Regions from separate parts of the Mus musculus genome. Here region 1 is linked to region 2. A link is a loop called in an ENCODE intact Hi-C map of the cell type or tissue named here. Cell type or tissue: gastrocnemius. All regions are shown on one strand. Links, peaks and the distances in the headings refer to the core of each region. The heading gives the core; the rest is flanking DNA. Region 1 has its middle 54 kb from the start of Gm40659. Region 2 has its middle 15 kb from the start of Gm40660.

Evidence for each region. Hi-C counts contacts between places; a loop is a spot of excess contacts. Peaks named below come from ENCODE experiments on the same cell type or tissue, not always from the same donor. Only the 100,000 strongest peaks of a DNase experiment are listed, where the experiment ranks them.
Region 1: a loop joins it to region 2, with 1.9 times the contacts of the local background. A loop is called at or near these places in 4 of 42 quality-filtered maps.

The regions. Positions count from the first base shown.
Region 1 is chr13:5,308,840-5,317,186 of GRCm38, forward strand. No RefSeq gene overlaps it. Among named protein-coding and RNA genes, the nearest start is that of Gm40659, 54 kb to the left of the region's middle. In gastrocnemius, for the core only: no CTCF peak of the experiment used is centred there; a DNase peak (open chromatin) is centred at 4,665; H3K27ac peaks cover 3,515 bases.
Region 2 is chr13:5,436,207-5,444,553 of GRCm38, forward strand. No RefSeq gene overlaps it. Among named protein-coding and RNA genes, the nearest start is that of Gm40660, 15 kb to the right of the region's middle. In gastrocnemius, for the core only: no CTCF peak of the experiment used is centred there; a DNase peak (open chromatin) is centred at 4,461; H3K27ac peaks cover 2,688 bases.

The DNA.
Region 1 (8,347 bases), core at 258-8,257, 130 kb before region 2:
ACAGAGAACGAATTTCATCATCCTCATGTCTATATGGAGAAAAGTATGACTTTAAGAAAATGAATTATAGTAAAATGTGTATACTTTTAAAAGAATATATGTTACAAAAATAATTAATCTAGGCAATAAATCTAAAGACGGTGATGCATCAGAAAGGAAGAACCCATCTGAGTTTCTGTGGCATGCCAGAGAATTCTATAATACGAATTGAACTGACAAGGTAATCTAGAAGAACAGAGGAAATGATGAGAAGTACACAGAGCTACTGCTGAGAGAAAAGTCTTATTAGAAAGGAGAGGTAGAGGAGCAGGGGGTACTGATCTGTCCATAAAAGGCTGGCCTGGGTTTCTGGGGTTCCCTTTCTAAGGGAGAAGGAATGCAGGGAAGAAGCAAATGCAAGCATCTGTGATGCATTGGCCTCTGTCAGGACAAGGGAACAGTCTCTGCCATAAACTCACTGCAGTTCAAGAGAAAGACAAACTCATGATGGAGACAGAAACTGGAGGAACCTGATGGGTTGTCAGGGTTTTCAGGTGACAAGTCAGGGCTGGACTCCTAAAGCGGGGAGAGGTAAAGGAAACTTGCAGAGTGACAGAGGAGGCCATCATGGAAATACAGGACAAAGCCCAGAACTGGACAGATAGTAAAACCCAAGGGTTTGAGGAATTGTGCCAGTTCCTTTGACTGTGGCTTTATTTTACAGTGTGTCCCAAGTGAACTGGGGGGTCGTATCTGGGGAGAAGGTACAGGCTAATGCTGAACTGTGGGTGTTCACAGGACACTGAAGGCCAGAGGCAGAGTGAAACAGGAACTCAAGGCAACAGATCACACCATCCAGAGACTTAAGTATTTTGAACTGAAGATAATTGGGAAGAATCCGGCAAGCTCTTTTAATCTTTTTTGCCTAACACTAGTTAAAAGTTTATCAAAGTTTTGCTGACATGCACCAGCAAGCATAGAGTCATTCATATGAGAGGACTCTAGACCTCAGAGTACCTAAGTCCAAACTAGAAGAATGCACATAGCACATGGTATGAATCCATTTACAGGGGGAAAATACTTTCATTGCAAGTTTATAAGGGATAACATTGAAGCCTAAAGAGTCTGCAGGAGGTTCAACATAGTCCCAGCACTATTTACTGTAAATGAGCCAGGTCCAGATAACTTCTAAGCCAGGATCTTTGATATCCCCAATGAGAAATGAAGAAGAAAACAGAATCAGAGAGGACATTGCGGTTCAGCATATTAGGAAAGTAGACCAATAATTTCAAGAAATAAAGGGCTCAGTGTGTGTTTCAATTAAGTGGACATCCCAGGAAAGATACATCAGGAAGGTCAGTTAGCTGTTTTTGAGTAATGGAAGGAATAGAATGACAGTGTGACAGTGACACCTCCAAAGAACATGAGAGGCATGACTCATAAGTAAACCTCTAGGACAGCAAAGGATGCATATAGCCACCGAGCATTATGTGTCTCTAAGTATCTACTGTGGGTCATATATGGAGTTGCCAAGTTAGTTATTGCATTGAGTGTTGAATTTCTTGTAAAATGCCAACCTCATCATAGCTAGTAAAATTAATAAATTCTGAGGAAAATCCCTACCCTTATTTTCATGATCAAGTTGAATCTCCATGGCCTGGTCATTTTCCAGATAAGCCTCATAATGCACACACCAGTGAGAAATGCCTAGAGACCAGGCTTTTTACAAGCCAGAAGATCAAAGCCCCTCATAGAATTCAACTGTCCTAGACTTTGATAACTCTGGTCATTTTGTTTTGTAAATGTTATCCCATTGTGGTGATTTTTAATACTCAAGGTAGAAGGAAACTAATGACTGCTGATTGAAATAACTGTTTGTCTTTTTCTTTTTCCTTCTTTATGTTATTATTGAAGCATTTGAAGAATTGTTTGGTTAAATGGCAACATGTTTAGTGTTTCTGCTTTTCCCTTGTCTCGTGTTTATAGTGCTTATGGCTTTTTCTAAGAGTCTTTATTGTTCTAAAAAATAAGAAAGTTGGTAAAACTAAAGACATTCATTTCAAGTCATCTCATTTACTAAGTCATTTTATGTAACAATTAAGTAAAGACTCATGATGGGTTTTCTGTCTATTAATGTCTACACAATTGTCTATCAAGGTTATTATTATGGAGGCTATCTGCAGTATGGAGAGCCAGTTGTAACACTGCAATATGTAGGGCTATTAAGATGGCTCAGTTGTTAAGAGTGTCTTGTTTTGCAGAAGACCTAGGTTGTTTTTCTAGCTTTCATATCCAGCAGGAAAGAGTCAGCTGTAATTCCTGCCCTAGAGGAACTTCACTCTCAGTTATTCAAACAAGTACTGGTATTCAAGTGTATGTACTCTTACAGAGATCTATTCAAACTTAAAAATGAACACATCATTTTGTTTTCGTTCTTGAAATCTGAATCTGAAGGTCTCTTAACCCAGAGAGTGGAGTGGTACAAGATCAAGTTCAGACCTATGTGTCAGCTAAGTAATCAGGCAGGCAGAAGATCATTTTCCCATCCTCTACTTTAAAACAAAACAAAACACAACACAAAATCTCCTCAGGTCTTGAATGGATCAGATAATGCCTACCATCTGCTTTGCTAAATATCCAGACTTGGTGCTCTTCTCATCTGCAAATATCATTGCAAACTTTTAGAGTAATAATATTACCCAGATCACCCCAAGATGTGTTCAGCTAACAGAAAAAATGAATCATTACAGCTCAGCAGAGAGTCTAGGAGAGAGGCAGAAGTGTAACTGTGATACTATTAGGCAAAATCCCTCTTGCATCATGAATTTATTACAATGTAGTTCCCTCACCAAGATTGCCATTTTCTATTGTTAACATTCTATGAAAGCAAAACTGTCATCAGTGGTAAATATTCTTGAGCAAAACTAATCTCTAGTGTCATAGCAACCACAATGACTCTCCAATGTGCAAGAGTTTGAGATGTGTTTTAGTTAACAAAATACATTTCCAAGAAGTTCGCAAAAACCAAAAACCAAATAGAATATTACCAAACCCCTGCAATTTTCTAAGAAAATGATCAGCTGTCAGTTTTTTCATTTGTAAAGTTAAGTTTAGTAGATGTTAATACAGATAACAGGATGAGAGTCATTTTAATAGCAATCTTGCCAGATAAATGTGCTCCACTACTTGAGTGATTAGGGATAATATTTGATGTAAACGCTCTGGCACTGTTATCTGTGTATGTGACTCAGAGCAGGAGCATAATGATGAATGCTTTGGGTCTGCAAGAATTGAAAAATCTAAATTAAACTTTAATCACTTCTTTTTTTGAAATAGCACAAATTCTTCCATCATCATCTTTCAATATAGCCAATAAAGGATTTTTTTTTCCTTTGAGAATTTATGTTACTCATTTTATTAATTAGTTATAGGCATTCACATGAGAATGCTGTAAATTATGCATTTGCGACATTTTCCCTTATAAATTCCAATGGATAAATTTATATTTTTCATCCTAATATGTCTAAATAAAGAATTTACATTTTAGAAGGACAGAAAACCACATGAAATAGTAGGTTGATATGAGACTATTTTAGACTAATGATATTCCATTTATAATATCAGGTAAGATCTACCTAGTATTTCAGAGAAGAATAAAATGTCTTTCTGAGTCATACACTCATGAATTTTATTTCAAATTTTCTATGAATGAGGAATTTACAAGAAAAGCAAGTGGCTCTATATTGACATAAAACTGTACACATAGGTTCTAGGTTATTATATACATTTCTAAGAATAAAACAAGAAAATAGAGTATGGATGTTAGTTATCCTTTCAATGTCAAACATGTGTGATAAAGGCCTAAAATGTAAGAAAGAGATATTTCACACCAGCATACATCAGCCAAGAACCACGTAAAGTCAGAATAATTTAAGAGGGTTATTATAAAGGACATTAAATGTTCACGGTTTGTCACCTGAGACCTAAGGAAGTTAAGATCAATGAAAAGTGATAATGTTTTGTTTCTTGTTTACTGCCTATTAAATGGAAAGAGGAAAAAAAGAAGCAGAAGAGAAAACCTAGTGGGTGAGATTACGGTCACAAGAATGCTCATTTTCTGCTCCTGACATGAAGTTTCCCGGGAGAACAATTTGCTAGTATCCAATAAAGTTCAAGACAAACACGGAGTCTTTCCAAATAATCTCATTTGCAGATATTTGAGGGAAGCCTCAAACTTAACGTCAAAAGAGAACAAGTAAACGAAGCAGAAGGGGAAGAAGAAAAGAAGCCACATTAGAGGGAAATGACTTAAAAGACACAGATGAAATCTTGTTTAAAGGAATATCTAACACCTGTAAAATATGCTCAAATGGCAACTTCTAGAAATGAGAACAGAAAACAAGGAAAGATAAAAGAGACAACGAGCGAAGAAACAGACTTTTTTTTTTTGATGTGTAACATGAGAGCGAGATTTTTGTTTTGTTTTCTCAAGAGAGTTGGGGGTTTAGCAACTGAAGAGAAAGACATAACCCAGAAAACAGGAGAAAGGGAATGGGTTTAAAGCAGCAGAAGTGAGGCAGGGATTTAGAAGGTGGGTAAACAGTATTGTCACAGGGAGACAGTCTCCATGAGAGCTGTAGAGCATACAAGCTGCCGCCATCTGTACCAGAACTATCCTTGCTGAGTGAGGCAGGACAGACGCTGCAGGGGTCCTCAGTCCACTGCTTCTCTTTGGTTATCACTCTGGTATACAGGCCTGTGTTTCCCTTTAAGGACACTTAATTCTTTGCTATATGTTATATCAACACATTAAAATATCATCTTCTTCTTCCCCAATGCTCTGATTTTTGTAGAAAAAAAAGTGGGGCAATGCATAAAGGCCATTAATTTCCAACAATGCTATTTTTGAGAGTTTACATGTATGCAACTGCCAGTGGGCTCATCGCTTCTGCTGGGTTTACTTTGCAGCTGCGGTATCAATTGCTGTACAAGTTCAATGGGATCCCTCTGCCTCTGTGGTTGCTGCATAACCTTCCAGAACTGGCTGGTAATCTTCTTTGCAGACTGAAACTGGGATAGCTACTGCTTTCAGAGGCATGAGGCATTTGTGTGGACAGCAGCGGCTGGACCCACTGGCTTTAAACTGGAAGTATGATTGCCCAGCCACTAAAGAATCCATTATGCAGGCTCATAAAATGATATCAAAGAGACCCTGTACCACCAACACTGGTTTTTGAACCCAGGTAAATAATTCTGTTGTCACAGTAAAGCAATGTCTGTCCTGGAAATAGAAAGTGTTGTGTACAATATTGACGACCAAGTACTTACAAAGCAGAATATGCTGCATGAGTCACATTCCTTAAATGAGACAATAGAAAAAATACCCTTGAAGATTTTTGAATAGGTACAAATGAAGTTACCCCAAAATATAAAAAGAGTGACAAGACAAATGTGAGGCATTTGTTATCTGTAAGAGGGAAGAATGTGTTATTTCAGAACTTTTAATCTTTTGTCTGCCTTCATATTATCCTCCTACATTTCTTTTAAGTCCTGAGACAGGAGCTAAGCCTGGCCCTGAGCTTGCTGTATAGCTGAGGATGATCTCAAGCTTTTGATCTCCTGCCTCCATCCTCAAAGTGCTGCGATGGAAGGCTTTACCACCATGCACAGTTGTATGTGGTGTTGGGAACTGAACCCAGAATTGTGTGCTTGCTAGGTGCTCATGCTACCGACTGAGCTACACATCTAGTCTGTTTTCCATGCCTCTATTATTTTTTTCACACAAAAATACAAATTTCTAACATTACATGAAATATAAATGATCAAATTATGGTTCTTAGGCATGACATTTGTGCTGCCATGGTCAGGAACTGTTAACCCTCTAAGGAACCCTAGCTACCCTTTTTATCTGCTGGCATAAAGCACACTCTGAAATTCTACAAATGCTGAATGGAAATCCTGAGCAGCAAAACCAGAAACTAAAATTAATATTTAACTTTGAAATTCACTATGTTGTCTAATACACCCTGACAAGAATCACTCTGTGACATGCATTTTTTAAAATTATCATGCAATATCTTAGGTATCAAATTAGGCATTTTTCAAGCAAAATTTGTTTTGGTTACATCAATTCTTCTCTGTGACACCCCCTTCCTTTATATCAAAATACTTATATGAGTTCGTGGAAGCAAAGCATCTTTCTTTAAAAAAGATTTTGCCAGTGTTTAATGTCAGCCTCTGATTCTCACCATTCCATGTGTTCCCGAGCTTCAGGAAGAACAAAGACACAGACAGTAGCTAGCTTGATTCACAGCTCCAAGTCACTTCCTGGATCTGTTTGTGTTCTTTTAGTGAGGCAGGCCCTGGCAGGTCCCTCCTGAGTAATTGTTCAGGATCCAAAATTGTAAGTGCCAAACTTACAAAAATTCAGGAAATGCACAACAAAAGACTTAGAGGGGACAAAGCATTAGGTCATCTCTTCCCTCCACTTGCAAACTTCTCTCTAGAATAGTTCTAGCTGTTTTCAAAAATAGGGCTAAAACTTATTCCATTCAATTCTCAAAACCAGAACAAAAATAAATGATTAATATCCATTGGGGGCTTAGTGTCAGAGTCATCTCTAGTTAGTGTTTATGTATATTTATGCCATCTACAAATTGAATATAAAACAAAAAAGTGAAAACATATATGCACTTATATGTGTAAATATGCATGTGTATATACATGTATTTACATTTATATATTTTTACCTCCAAACATAATCACACAAAAACATCTATTTGAACCAAGTATGGTTAGCAATCATAATTACAGAGTCAAATTGTGTTTGATTTTTTGCATATTTTATTGTCTGAATGTTGATTTTTTTTTAACGGCATATTCATAGCACACTCCCATCCATCAGTGTCCTAGCAACACTGGGTTGTTCTAATAGTTACCCTAAGGAAGAAACGTGTGGGTTATACTGACACAGAATGAAGACTTTGTGATATTAGTTCATTTCTCTATTTTACGGCACTGAAGATCAAACCCAGGGCTTCACACGTTAAAGAAGAATGTCAGTTTTAGGTCTATATCCACAGCACAGGCATGTGATAGTTCTCATGTGAGATTTGAGCACTGGACTTGTCACTGCTGACTCATTGGCTCTTTGATTGATGATTGGAATTATTTTCCTTTTCATTTTGCTCCCTGGCAAAAAGCTAAAGGCATGTAATCATTAAGCAGTGTGTGTAAGAGACAGATTGCAGGACAGAAAACCATAGGAGTTACTTAAAAGCCAAAGCATATAAAATAATTTATCCTTCACAGACATTTCTATATCCACTGGAGCAAGCATATGCTTGACTCATATTCAACCGAGCAAGTAGAGTGTTCTTATTCTTCTCTGCATGGACACGGCAGTCATCATCATACAATTTCTTAATAAGCTCTTTTAACCAACGCCCCTGAGCACCAAGCTTAAGCGACTGTGGCCTCAAAATCACCACATTTTACTCTCCTCAAGTGCATGGCTGGTGCTGAACTACACTAATTTACTATCTTTTTGCTAGTTTGCAAAATTTCTCAATGTCTGTGTTGCTTCCAAAGCTTGTAGCAAACACAGGCAAGAAAAAATAATTAATTTTGAGACCTCTGGTGAGGTTGGGAATAGAATTGCAGAGTCTGTCATTTTATGGTGCCTAGTGTTAGCTGGTTAAATTGCAGTATTATCATCAGGTGGCAACCTGAGTTTCTCTATGTAAGAGGAATCCTTAGGATGAGAGCCTATTGTTATCCTTTCTTTCACCCCTATTTAAATGCATGTAACAACCTGCCTACTTCAAGCAAGTTTCCTCAAATTTAAAATTTCTACTAAGGTATGAATGTTGGTATTTTCTGTAATCTTTGCAATCAGAAATATTAGGAATAAGACATACAATTCCAAGGCCAGCCAAAATGACATAGCAACAACACCTTGGCCCAAAAAAATTAAAAACCAGGGATGGAGAAATGGCTCAGTTGTTACTATACAGTCGTGATGACTAGCATGTAGCTCCTAGTACTACAAAGACATAATAGCTGGGTATTCCACAAACACTTGCAGTTCTATTTCGGAGGAGTCTGGCACCCTTTTTCTGAATTTCTCAAACACACACACACACACACACACACACACACACACACACAAACATAAGTTATGCAAACATAAGTTCATACTTATGCACATTAATATACAAAAAAATTAAATCCTTCAAAAATACAAAGAATTCTCACTCTAATAAGTAATGCTAGGTTTTCCACAGTTTAATTACTAGACAATATCTGTAAATTGCACTAAAGACAAGGTCCAATGCTGCAACCCTTGCTTAGCACACATGAAGTCCCA
Region 2 (8,347 bases), core at 300-8,299:
AGTGATGTTACTTAGTACAAAACAGTCTTTTACAGTGGCTATATTCAGAGTATTAGAATCCGATGATGCAATCCCAGCAGAGCTGTGAAACTGTCTCTTCTCAGGGACTCCCATGATCTGGAATTGTTTTCAGAATAACAGGAAAGGGAAGAAAGTTGAATAGGGAGCCCATCTGCTTTTAATTCAGCATTCCCAAAAAAACCGTTGTGCATAACTCCCAAAACAGAAAGCTACATTAAATTGTTGCTAATTTTAGACAATAAGTGAGTAGAAACTCCAAAGGTGGAGCTTCCTCTCTTTCAAAACACTACTCTCCCCTGATTCCTTGACAGCCTGTAGCCATGGTACCTGCTAAGAGTTAGCTAAAAATAAAGACTTTTAAGTTGATCATTTCTTGTTGTCCATGAAATCTCTCCTGCTGAATGTCTTGGATAATTTTGTCCAATCTAGGAATAAAGTATTTTTCTTAGGCTTCACATTTCATGGGATTGTGTGTATGGATTTGCCCTTCCATTGGCTTTGCTACTTTATTTCAGGTTTGTGGGCTCACAGACTACCCACTCTGGGCTTCCCTTCTACCAGACCCATACTTTGCTGTAAGTTTGGGATAAGATTACCCATATACTTAGCATAAAACTAAGGTCAGCTTGGTTGCTAGTTCTCCACTTTTATTCTCTTGGGCATCTGGTCTTATGCAATTCTTGTTCAAAGAGTAAAGAAAAATGTATTTTATTTACTGCTGCTTATAAATTTTGCAGACTAGTCTAACCTTCTGTTCAGATATATTTTATTTTGAAAGATATAAATGATTTCAAAATACCTGTAAAATACTATGAAGATGAGGTTCTAAGCATAATGTGGAATTTATATCCACCCACAATAGTTTTATACAGCACAAAGTTGCTCATAAATACTAATTGATCTGTAGAATACAGGAAATACTCAAGACTTAAGAAGGCAAGTTAGACTGAATGTAAAATCAAAATCAGATAAAACAAATCAACAAAAACCAACAACCTCTGGCACAATAGAACTAATTTTCCTCAAGTTCTGGCACTAAGTTGCCAAAATAAAAGGATGTATATGATATGATAGGTCTGAGATTCAGCAATTAAGTGCAGAGTTAATTAAACTAAATACGTAAGCCACACCCCTGAGGAGCATAAGTGTGTGTGAAGCGTGCACAGCATCAGGGCGATGCCCTTCCTTCCACACTCCATATATTCAAATTAAATTAATGCAACTTGTGAATTTATGAGACACCCTCTACAACCATGAAGGACAAAGCACCAAGCCTTCCTAAAGCCCAACACCACTATCAGGTTTCATGTGTGTTGTCTGTTTATAATCCACTTAAAAATAAAATGCCTTGCCATCTCTTCTAAATTATTTTTAAATTCACATACCATATGGAGTTCCTCTGAATCAATACTGATGCCTCTTTTACCTCAGTTGTACAATGTAGGATACACTGTATGTTGAACACAATGGGAGCTATACATATAATTTGATTGACTCTAGTACAAATTATTTTCTATAAATAAGTACTGCCACCATGAACAGCAGCTTTTAGCCTGTGATTACTAAAACTGACACTATTTTTAAAGATTTATGGCATTTGTTTTATATTTGTATGAAGTATTTCTAAATATAACTTCTAAATGTTTGTTTCTTTTCTTCACAGACTTAACTATCATGGATACTTTTTCAAAAAATGGTTTTTTTCTAATCAGGAAAGCTGTAATCACATCCTAGGAACTCCAACGTTAGTTAACTCCAAACAAAAGCAAAACTAAAAGCCAAGACGTTGCATACCAACTTAAGAAAAATTTTATTTAGATTTCAAAACTCAGAAAACATAATATGATCCATTTATCTTTATTTACTTAATAGAAATTAAGTCATAGGTTTTAAAATAACTCATAACCTTTAGTGGATTTATGAGTTTTAAAGTGATTTTAATACTCTGTATGAAAATGTTCACTATATCAATAATAAATGAAAGTTAAGGAATTTTGTAGCAGGTGGTGTAGCAGTTAACATTAAATGGATTGATATTTCCACACAGATCCATTCCTAGTATGCTATGTGAGTGGAAAGGAATGGTAAGAACTCCTGTGGGGTTCTCTGATGTAAAATATTCTATTTTATACCATTAAATGTAAAGATGAGATTCAATAGTATTTTAAAATAGTGGATGTAGAGAGGATTTTTTTCCAAAAGAAAATGTGGTACTCACTATGGTACTTAAAAATGAAATCTTTATTTCCAGACAGATGGACTTCACTTTTTAAGGAAGCTGTTTTCACAGATGACAAGACACTAGGAAAACACGAAAACATGAAGTAATTTGCTGCAGGACTGGGGCAATTCTCCCAACCCCACATAAAGTAACATACATGCAGATACAAGCAGAGCCATAGAGCTAACATGTATTAAATTGAATTTTAAGGGATTAACTGTTCTTGGCAAACAATGCTGAAATGTGCTTCTTATGGTTTGACATTAGGCAACTGGATAAAAACTTTTCTTAGCACCATATAGTACGTTTGGTTCTGTTCTTCTCTTTTCAGGTTGACATTAAATGCTAGCTATTTGGCTCATGGAAGAGGATGTTCCAAATCAAAATCATCTATTTCCAGCAATGCTTAAAGCTATAGACATACACCATATCATCATATCACACACACACACACACACACACACACACACACACACACACACACACACACACCCGTTCTGCACCACTTAACATATATGGATTAGAATATGCATGAATTTGTGTGGACATGACCACAAACACATAAGCACATGCATTCATGCACTCACATGTATGTAAGCATAGTCAAAGAGAGACGGGTCTTTGTACACCCCTTCCTTCTAGAAAAAAAAAGTATCATTTTATTCCCATACCACACCATCAGCTTATTCTTTAAAGCAATTTCAACAGAAAATTCACAATGGATCTTCTTTAACTTTATACTTAATTTCATTTTACTATTTACTTTAATCTTCCAGGTTTTCGAAAACAAATGTATTAGGCACATTGCATTTCTCTGCTGGCCAGTTGTTTTTGGAATCTTTGATCTGTGCACCAAAGAACTGGTACAGCCAACCCTGTTTTCCCTCCCTTTGAGAGTAAATACTCTTTGGTCCCCCATCCCTTGTGTGGTCTTAAGGGCTTTTATAAACAGGCTGGGGAGAGAACAATGAAATGTACATGGTATCCCTGTTCTATGGGTGTTCTTTGAATGTGGAGTTAGAGTGGCCCTGCCTGTTGGCTACATATTGGCTTAATTTTCTTTCTACTTTAAAATTTTTGCTTCTGAATCACCAGCCAGCCTTTGTATCCTAAGACCCTGCCTTAGATGTTGCCTGTATTTTTCTTGAGACATATTTCCATCCAACTCACTGAACTAGAATATGGCTTGACATCTGTCTGACATCCCATTTACAGCATAGGACAAACTGAAACCAGCTACAAAGATTGATATATATTCCTTTCCACATCAGGACCTCTATCTTTTTGTCCTTTCCTCCATGAGCTGAATTAGAATACAAACTAATAGGAAGTTCTGTGCAACAATCATATCTGTCCTTTAAAGCTAGACCAATGGTTCTAGATCCCAGCAATATAGCATAACATGACGTCTGGTCTATAATCAATACAACTACAGGACAAGGACAAAGACACCTTGCCTTTGCAGTCTGCTTACACATGCCAATGTTTACCATTCAGAACTGGTTTCAATTCTTGTTCTTCTACTTCTGGTTAGAAAGTAGCTTTGGTAGTGATAAAAATCATTCTCACTGAAAATGGTCCATCTCTCCAGAGCACAGTGACAGTGATATAATAATATAAAAAAAGTTTTAACAATATTCAAAATAAAAATCTCTCTAAAATGTGAAGATCCCAAAGGATAGGGAAAAAATGAGATGGCATGTTTATAAAAAGGCAATATGTGAAAACAGATAACTTCTTCTAAACTTATTCTAAGCATTAATGTACACAGTGTTGTCCTGGACTATTGCAAATATGGTCTAAGATGGAAAGAGAAGGAAAAGATGGAGCTAAGAAAGAGTGAATCCTCTCTTTTTTATTTTATTTCTAACTAAATAAATAAATATATGTATGTATATATATATGTATATATATATATATATATATATATACACATATATATATATATAATATAGATATAGATTGTTGGGGTTGGCTTGTGGCTCTCATGTCCCTCATGTCCGGGTTCAAGCCTGGGAGGCAATAGGAGCTGAAATGTTTAATAAAAAAGTCTGTGCTTATAAAGAGGGAAACCCATCCCCCATCACGCCAAGATTCTTGATGTCAGCACAGCCTTTTAGCAGCAATTCGCCAGATTCACAGATTGTAGTTAACTCCAGAAAGTATTGGAGAACCCATTTGGCCTCACGGCAGGTGGCAGGCAATGTAACATCAAAGGAAACTAGTTGAGTTGGAGAAGCAGCACAGCAGGTGGCTCTGCCTCAGTGGAGTATGGTCTGAACCACCCTGCTTAGGCTGATGAAGGTTACAATAGATAGATAGATATGTACAGTCAAAGAGAGGCAGGTCATTGCCTGCCACTCTTGTGTGTGTGAACGTATGTGTGTATGCCACATGCTTTTGAGTGCTGAAGGGAGCAAGAGCTGAATAGCATATTATAATGGGTTTTAAGCTGCCCTACACGGGTACTAGGAATTGAACTTGGAGCATCTACAAAAACAGTACCTGTTCTTAACCAAGGACACATCTTTCCATTTTCAAGGTAAAAAATATACAATAAGTAGAACTAAAACTTTTATTTCTCTTTTATGAGGTCATTTTTTGTGACAAAGCATTATGCTGATATGAAATAAACAATGCAAAAGTAGTTATCTCCTTGTATTAGTATAATTTTTGTTACTAATTTATCTCAAGACAATGATCTCTCTATCAGAGTCAAATAATATATTTGTATATTTAATGAACACAAAACACTAATGAAGGACAGTGAATTACAGTCTTACAGTAGACTACCCACATATAATACAAAACACTGAAGATTTCTCATAAAGGGAAAGCTATTTTCATGATTTTCAAAGAAAAATCACAAACTTTGTGATTTTTACTACACATGTAAATGTATAAAACAACTTATTGGAGTTTACAGCCCACAAAACAAAACCAAAATACAGTAATTATTAAAATGCTTGTGGAGCCATGTTGTTCTTTCTAGGCACTGACCTAGAAGTCTAAGAATGTCTGTCTATTAGATCAAAGCACTGGGTGTCAGAGCTTCGAACCTGATCTCTCTCCATCTGTACAATAGCTAGAAAGGTAAAGAAGATGTTCTCAGCATCATGCCAATCTATACATATGAGGTTGGTCTTCATCTTCACTGTGTACCCTGTCAAGGCATTCAATTTAGTATAGCACCAGGTCAAAGAACTACATAGAATGAGACAGCTGCTCCTCATCAGATAGTCATAAGGGACATTATCTAACTAGCAGTGCTTTAGGAAGGAGAGTAAGGGAGTGGTCTAAGATGTAGGTAAAGAGAATGTGGTCTGTGGATATGGCAGATGAAGACTATTGCATTGCTAACGTTGGTAGGAAGCTTGGCAGGACAAGGTATGAGGGATATGAGCATGAATGAAAAATGAGCAGGTAATAATAGCAGAAATAACATAGCCTCCTATTCAAACTAAGAAATCCTAACATCTGTTAAAGACACAGACACGTAATTAAAAGGATATCACAAAATAACAACATGGCAAACTTTTTAAAAATTCTTCAAAGCAGATGTAATGTGAGTAACTACTAATCCAGAGAATTAGAATCTAAGCCTAGTGGTGGGAAATTTTCTTAGCCAATTATTTATATAATTAATGTCAGAAAACAAGGAACCACATATGAGAAGAATCTCTAACATGAAAACATTTCACACTAAGGCAAAAACAAACAATAACAAATAATAACAAAGTGAACTTGAAAGAAACAGAAACAAAGCAGAGACAATGAAATCCCCATATATGTAAACAAAGTATTTTAATACTCTAAGAAACTAAAGCAGAGACTGCATCTGGGGAACAAGAACACAGGGTGTATGGGAAAATATGAAATATCTAAAGATTAAAAATAGTACTCTAAATCATGTGCAGAATATAAGACAGCTCACTAGGAGAATGTCTGGAATTCATATTGAAAAGCTCTCTAAGACCAGCTAGCCAAAGGAAGAAACTAGAAAAGAAAAATATTAGGAAAAAATTTAAAAGCTGGAGGAATTATGAGTGTCTAAGTTTTAGTTAACAAAGAGACAAGAAAAGGGAGATAATTCTGACAAAGAAACCATCAAAGGACTACTTCAATCACATTTTCTAGTGCCAAAGGATTTCTATACAAAAAAAAAAAAAAAAAAAGACCCAATGAGAGCTCACAGCAAGCGATGGAAATAGAATTACAGCAAATAATTCTACGGAGAAGTTTCAGCATAGTGTGTACAAAGAGAGGGTCTAACAGATTAAAACCAGATCGTATTTAGTAGATCAAAGGCCAGAATGACTTTGGACTTCTTAATAGCAACTATGAAAGCTTTGAAACAGCAGGACATCCCTTCATAACTCTAACATAATGATGATTGATTGCCACGAGACGTCCTATATCCAACTACTATTTGTAAAAGCTAAAATACCCGCAAAAGTTCATTTTCTGACATTGTGTCTTTAGGGGTTACTTTAAGAATTGAATTTACCCTTACAGAGGTTGAGTTAAAGAAGATGTATCTATGGAAAGGTGAAATCCTAATCTAATACAGTAGAGTGTAGGGATTCACTCCTGTGATGGTGGAGGGAGATCGAACAGTGAGCAGTGGCTATATAGGCAATGAATGCAGTGTAGTGGTGTCTATTAACCCCAAGAGAGATCTACTTCAGTGGCATATAGTGTACTCAGAGTAGAATTATGAGATCCTTGGAGAAGGTTTGGGGATGAAGCAGAAAGAGAGACCTTGGAAAATATAGGCCAAAGATCCTCACCCCTCAGAGTAAAAATAACAAAAATAATCCAAAAAAAAACACACAATTGTTAACTACAAGAAGAAAATGAAGAGGAGATAGGGAGTTGGGGAGAAACTTTTTAGACATTTCAAGGAACTTGTATGTGAACTAGAAATGAGAAAAAGGGTGGACAGGACAACAGAGGCTATGAGTCAAAAGAGAGTTTGATGTTTGTTCAGCATTTACAAGCTGCTGAGATATGATCTCTGTCTGGAAGAATCCATGGTTAGTTGAGAATGTCAGTTTGAAAGACCACACCCAGGGGAAAAACAAAAGACATGAGACACAGGGGCACAAGAGAAAATGGACTTGCTAGTGAACGAAGTCTCATTTCTGTTTAATAAGCAAGCAAGATTGAATACAGGGGCAGGTATACATGAAATGGAAGCTTTTCTGGAGCAAGGAAATGGAATATTTGCTTCTAAAATCATTGAAGAGGAACTTGAAATACATTGCTGTTTTTCTTTAAAGTGTTTTTCACTTCCTCAAAAAATTAAGAATTATAATAGAATCTGTTTTAGAACATAGAAAGAGGGCTTAGAGAAGTTATGCCATATTCTTGAAATCACAGGAGAAATAGCAGAGCTAGAAATCAAGATCATGATCTACAGGTTTGCAATGCCCTTGACAGTGAGTACTATATTCAATAGCTTTCACATAGTACTGAGAGGTAAATCTCAAGTAGACCATCAGCATCCAAACCCTGGAGATGAAGTGACTCAACTATGTACAAGATAAACTAACAAGAACATTAGATGTCACATCTGGAGGAAGGTTTTCTCTTACATTCTCTCTGCTGTTCTAATCAGAACAAGGACACAGGAAATAAGTGTTATTTTTATCCCAGTGAGAAATATGAGGATCCTAAGCCCCTCTGAAAATATAGTTTGCTTTCACCAAGGTTCATTCTGTCTTTATAAGTTGCAACTTCACCCTAATTCTCAGATTACAATCTGTGGTCAGGACACAGTGAAACTTAGATCCTAACACATGAGATGTTCTACCCAGTATATCCAGTGTAGCAGGCTATATGTTGTGGAAAACAGCATCCTGAATCTTCATATATCAGACTCATTTCACTAATGAGATGTCTGGAAAAATTATAAGTGATACAATTTCTGGGGAAGAAACAGAAAGCTTTGGGAAAGCCCAGGCTCTTTTCCTAGAAGGCCACTCATGTTAGGGTTTCCTCGCTTCCCGTGAAAGGAGATCTCAGAATTGGCTTGTGTTCTGAGCCACAGTGCAAGAGATGATGCCACGGTGGAGACTCAAAGAATTTTAAGAAGTCATGGAC